Regions from separate parts of the Homo sapiens genome. Here region 1 is linked to region 2. Evidence: chromatin loops called from intact Hi-C (ENCODE). Cell type or tissue: adrenal gland. All regions are shown on one strand. Region 1 overlaps TECPR1 (tectonin beta-propeller repeat containing 1). Region 2 has its middle 32 kb from the start of OCM2.

Evidence for each region. Hi-C counts contacts between places; a loop is a spot of excess contacts. Peaks named below come from ENCODE experiments on the same cell type or tissue, not always from the same donor. Only the 100,000 strongest peaks of a DNase experiment are listed, where the experiment ranks them.
Region 1: it touches region 2 in a loop (5-fold over the local background); 39 of 110 quality-filtered maps call a loop at or near these places.

What each region holds. Positions count from the first base shown.
Region 1 is chr7:98,240,574-98,243,073 of GRCh38, reverse strand. It overlaps TECPR1 (tectonin beta-propeller repeat containing 1), which reads left to right. Exons shown (of 26, transcript NM_015395.3): 7 at 1,830-2,004; 8 at 2,123-2,223. Among named protein-coding and RNA genes, the nearest start is that of TECPR1, 10 kb to the left of the region's middle. RefSeq lists an enhancer at 1,406-2,308. In adrenal gland, a CTCF peak has its summit at 1,528 (motif pointing right); no DNase peak of the experiment used is centred here.
Region 2 is chr7:98,020,732-98,023,231 of GRCh38, reverse strand. No RefSeq gene overlaps it. Among named protein-coding and RNA genes, the nearest start is that of OCM2, 32 kb to the right of the region's middle. RefSeq lists an enhancer at 1-443. In adrenal gland, CTCF peaks have their summits at 1,321 and 1,522 (motif pointing left); a DNase peak (open chromatin) is centred at 1,501.

The sequences.
Region 1 (2,500 bases), 220 kb before region 2:
GTGGATGGATGGGTGGATGGGTGGGTGTGTGGGCAGAAGGATGGATAGGTGGGTGTGTGGATGGATGGGTGGATGGGTGGGTGGATGGATGGATGGGTGTGGGTGGATGTGTGGATGGATGGGTGGGTGGGTGTGTGGATGGGCGGATGGGTGTGTGGATGGGTGGGTGAGTGGGTGGGTGGGTGTATGGGTAGATGGATAGGTGGGTATATGTGTGGATGAATGGAAGGTATGTGCAGATGGACAGATGGGTGGGTGTGCGGATGGATGGATGGGTGGATGGATGGATGGATGGGTGGGTGGGTGGATGGGTGGGTGGGTGTGTAGATGGATGGATGGGTGTGTGCATGGATGGATGGCTGTGTGGGTGGGTGGGTGAGTGGGTGAGTGGGTGTATGGATAGATGGATAGGTGGGTATATGTGTGGATGAATGGAAGGTATGTGCAGATGGACAGATGGGTGGGTGTGCGGATGGATGGATAGATGGGTGGATGGATGGGTGGGTGGGTGTGTGGATGGATGGATGGGTGTGTAGGTGGGTGGGTGAGTGGGTGAGTGGGTGTATGGATAGATGGATAGGTGGTTATATGTGTGGATGGATGGAAGGTGTGTGCAGGTGGACAGATGTGTGGATGGATGGATGGATGGGTGGGTGGGTAGGTGGGTAGTGGATCTGTGGCTGTTTAGAGAGAGGCAATCCTGTCTCAAGGAGTTTGTGAACTAAGCAGAGGAATCGAAGCAGCCCCTGAGGGCAGCAGAGGCCCCGAGGGTCCTGAACTCAGGGCGCTGACACTCGAGTCATGGCTTTCTGTTGCACAGCAGGATTCTTCAGTCGCTCTCACCACGCATTGACCACAGCTCCCCAGTGGGCTTAGCAGTTATTCAGAAGTTGCCAGTTTTGTCGCAGCCCCCCTCTGCGGCCACGTTGGCCTGGGAACAGGCGAACACAGTTGCTTCCTCAGCCCTGCTGAAGGGCGGTGGCGAGGGGCCGGGCAGAGTGAGGGAGCTGCCCCAGGACTGAGCCCCCATCGGGGGGCCATGGCCATCTGGATGCAAAGAGAGAGAGGGGAGAACAGGGGCTGCAGAGCAGCGTTTGTGTCCTGGAATGTCGGCCGTGAGCTGGTGCTGCCTGCACCACACCTGTGGTCCATGAGAGGTGGCACCAGGACCTGGGCTTCTGTAGAAGCTGGGGAGACAGATGGGCCACCTGCTAGCCGAAGGGAGGCTCCTAGGCCTGGTCCTGCAGGGCCTGCTGTAGGGGGATGGTGGCAGGATTGGGAGGCTGGGTCCCCTGTCTGAAGACAGCCCTATGGGGAGGGTCCCTTGCCCTTTCTGGATCACGAAGTGACATGTAGTCTCCCCCAGCTAAAATGAGCCAAACAGTTCAGACGCTCTGAGCACGTTGCTCCCAGTCTTAACCATTCAGTGAAGGAAAAAAGAACTGACGTCTTAGATAGTTTATGAATGGGAGTTGGAGCCTCCCCTGGAGCCGGGTGTCCTGAGAGCACATCGCCACAAGGGGGCATGGGACACACGGGCTGGCCAGAGTGGCCGGAGACCCACATGCCTGAGACTGGAATCAGGTGGTGGGTGGGTGTCCATGAGTGGGCTGGGTTGGGGGCATCACCCCAAACAGATGAATGGAACAAGTGTATCCCTCAGGACCACCGGAATCCAGGGTTTGCGTTTTTTGGCCGGGGTAGGGGGCAGGGAGTGAGATCTGGACGGTCAGGGGACATGGGTCCTACCCCCTACCACACCGAGACCCCCGTGCTTGGCTGGTGTGAATGAGTTGATGCAGGTGCTGTGTCCCTGTCTTGCCTCCCAGGTGTGGTACAGAGAGGACGTCAGCCACTCCAACCCCGAAGGGTCCTCCTGGTCCCTGCTGGACACCCCCGGGGAGGTGGTTCAGATCAGCTGTGGGCCCCACGACCTCCTGTGGGCCACACTCTGGGAGGGACAGGCCCTGGTCCGGGAAGGAATCAACAGGAGCAATCCCAAAGGTGGGCAGCCCGGCTCCCCCACCCACATACCCTGTACTGGGGAGAAGGGTGAGGGTCACTCGCTCCCCAGCTGTCCAGGCTGATGGGGGCCACTGGGGGTTTCTTGGGGGCCCGGTAGGAAGTTCCTGGTCCATCGTGGAGCCTCCTGGATCTGAAAACGGGGTCATGCACATCTCGGTGGGAGTCAGCGTGGTCTGGGCTGTCACCAAGGACTGGAAGGTAAGATGGGGATGAGGCTGGGGGATCACTTGAGCCCAGGAGTTGGAGACTGCAGTGAGCTGTGATCACACCACTGGACTCCAGCCTGGGTGACAGAGCGAGACCCTGTCTCAAATTAAAAAAAAAGAAAAACCCAGGCCGGGTGCAGTGGCTCACGTCTGTAATCCCAGCACATCGGGAGGCCTAGGTGGGCAGATTGCCTGAGGTCAGGAGTTCAAGACCAGCCTGGCCAACATGGTGAAACCTTGTTTCTACTAAAAATACAAAAAATTAGCTG
Region 2 (2,500 bases):
GATCACCCAGGCAGCTTAAAACTCAGGTTATCCCTGTGATCAGTGCTGCAAGGTATTGACCATTAGCATTGACCAGTGTCTTCAAGAAGCTTCCATCAGAGGCTGCAAAATGGTACCCACAGGCCAAGCCCGGCTGTAGATTGCCTTGACTGGCCCATGAAGAGTTTGAAAATAATTGTAACTAACTGCCAATATTCAAACATTTGGAGATTTCCTGTGGAAAAAAAATTCTGCATTTTCCAATTCTCTGGCCACGCGGAGCCCGCATTCGGGCCTAGTAAGTGCCCAGGAGCTGGGCTACAAATGCAGCTACCCCCTTTAGAGTTGGCCTTGGTGTCCACAGGCCTCTCTCCCAGGGGCGGGTCTGCTCAGGCCTGTGGACACCTCTCCAGCCCTGCTGGAAAAGTGCAATTCCTGGAGTGTGTTCTGACCAGGAAGGACTCCTCAGAGCTCCTGAGGAAGGCATGGGCCCCTGGCCTGAGGCTCACTGCAGCTGTCCCAACCCTGTCACCAGCTCTGGGCTGTGGTTTGGTTTGGTTTGGTTTGATTTTAGAGACACAGTTTCACTATGTGATCCAGGCTGGAGTGCAGTGGTGCAATCATAGCTCACTGCAGCCTTGAACTCCTGGCCTCAAGTGATCCTCCCACCTCAGCCTCCTGAGTAGCAGGGACTATAGGTGCCCACCACCACATCTGGTTCATTTCTAAATTTTTTTGTAGAGATGTTGCCCAGGCTAGTCTTGAACTCCTGACCTCGAGCAATCCTCCTGCCTCAGCCTCCCAAAGTGCTGCAATTATAGGCTTGCATCACCCCACCTGGCTGATTTTTATTTGCCTATTTATTTATTTATTTATTTTTGAGACAAGGGTCTTATTCTGTCACCCAGGCTGGAGTGCAGTGGCACAGTCATAGCTCACTGCAGCCTCAAACTCCTGGCCTCAAACGACCCTCCCACCTCAGTCTCCTGAGTAGCTGTTCATGCTCAACACCTGGCTCATTTTTAAGTTATTTGTAGAGATGGGATCTTGCCATTTTTCCCAGAGTGGTCTTGAACTCCTCCTGGCCTCCAACGATCCTCCTGCCTTGGCCTCCTAAAGTGTTGGGATTACAGGGGTGAGCTGTTGCACCAGACCCCAGTGTTTGTCTCTGAGGGACTTCCCCACACATGACCTCACCTGACCTTCAGAGAAACCATCCAGAGGGAAAAGGGACAAGGTCATTACCTGCGCAGGGAGAGCCCTTGGGCCGGGTAAATGGCGCAAGGTATGGGCTGAAGCTTCCCTTGGGGAGGGAAGGGACATAGGTCATGGGACAAGGTGATGTGGCCTGGACACGGTGGGGCACTTTCTCATCCTGGGTGAAAGTAAGGACGTAGGAAGGATGGGAGCATGGAGTAATAGCAGAGTGGGTGACATGAGAAAGTGGAGGCCCGGCCTGAAAACGGAGGGGGACAATGGTGGGAGGTGATGGGCGGTGGAGATGCCAGCCCGGCCCAGCCGAGACTCAGAGCTGTGGCAGCGGCGCCCCCTGGTGGCCGTGATGGTGCCTGCTTCCCCTTCCCTGGAGATTTGATGGCAACATCACGGGAGAAATGATTCAAAGCTGAGCAGGTGCCAGGCACCGTTCAATGTACACGATACATGGGTGTTTCTCTTTTAAATTTTTTATTTAAAAGATTATTTTAAAAAATTTTAACGGGCAATTTTCCTTGGGTCTTGAAGTCATCATTTCTTTTTCTTTTTTTTTTCTGAGAGTCTCATTCTTTTGCCCAGGATAGAAAGCAGGGGCACAATCACAGCTCACTGCAGCCTCGACCTCCCACCTCCCAGGCTCAAGCAATCCTCCCACCTCAGCCTCCCGAGTAGATTGGACTACAGGTGCACACCACCACGCCCACCCAATTTATATATATTTTTTGTAGTGAGGAGATCTCACTGTGTTGCCCTGGCTGGTCTTGAACTCCTGTGCTCAAGTGATCCTCCCACCTCGGCCTCCCAAAGTGCTGGGATTACAGATGTGAGCCACCACGCCCAGCCTGCGTGGGTGTTTCTACAAAATCTTAAGTATCTCTCACAGCAACCCTGTGATTGCCACTATTATCACTATCCCTTTTCACAGCTGAGGAGACCCAGGTTCTGAGAACTGAGGACCGTGATATATCCTATGCAGTGCTATACTGGGATTTGAGAAACCCAGGCCCACCCAACCCACTTCAAAAACAAAGGTAGGCCAGGCGCAGTGGCTCACGCCTGTAATCCCAGCACTTGGGGAGGCCGAACCAGGTGGATCACTTGAGGTGAGGAGTTCGAGACCAGCCTGGCCAATATGGTGAAACCCTGTCTCTACTAAAAATAGAAAAATGAGCCAAGCATGGTGGTGGGCGCCTGTAGCCCCAGCTACTCGGGAGGCTGAGGCATAAGAATTGTTTGAACCTGGGAGACGGAGGTTGCAGTGAGCTGAGATCGCGCCATTGCATTCCAGCCTGGGTGACAGAGCAAG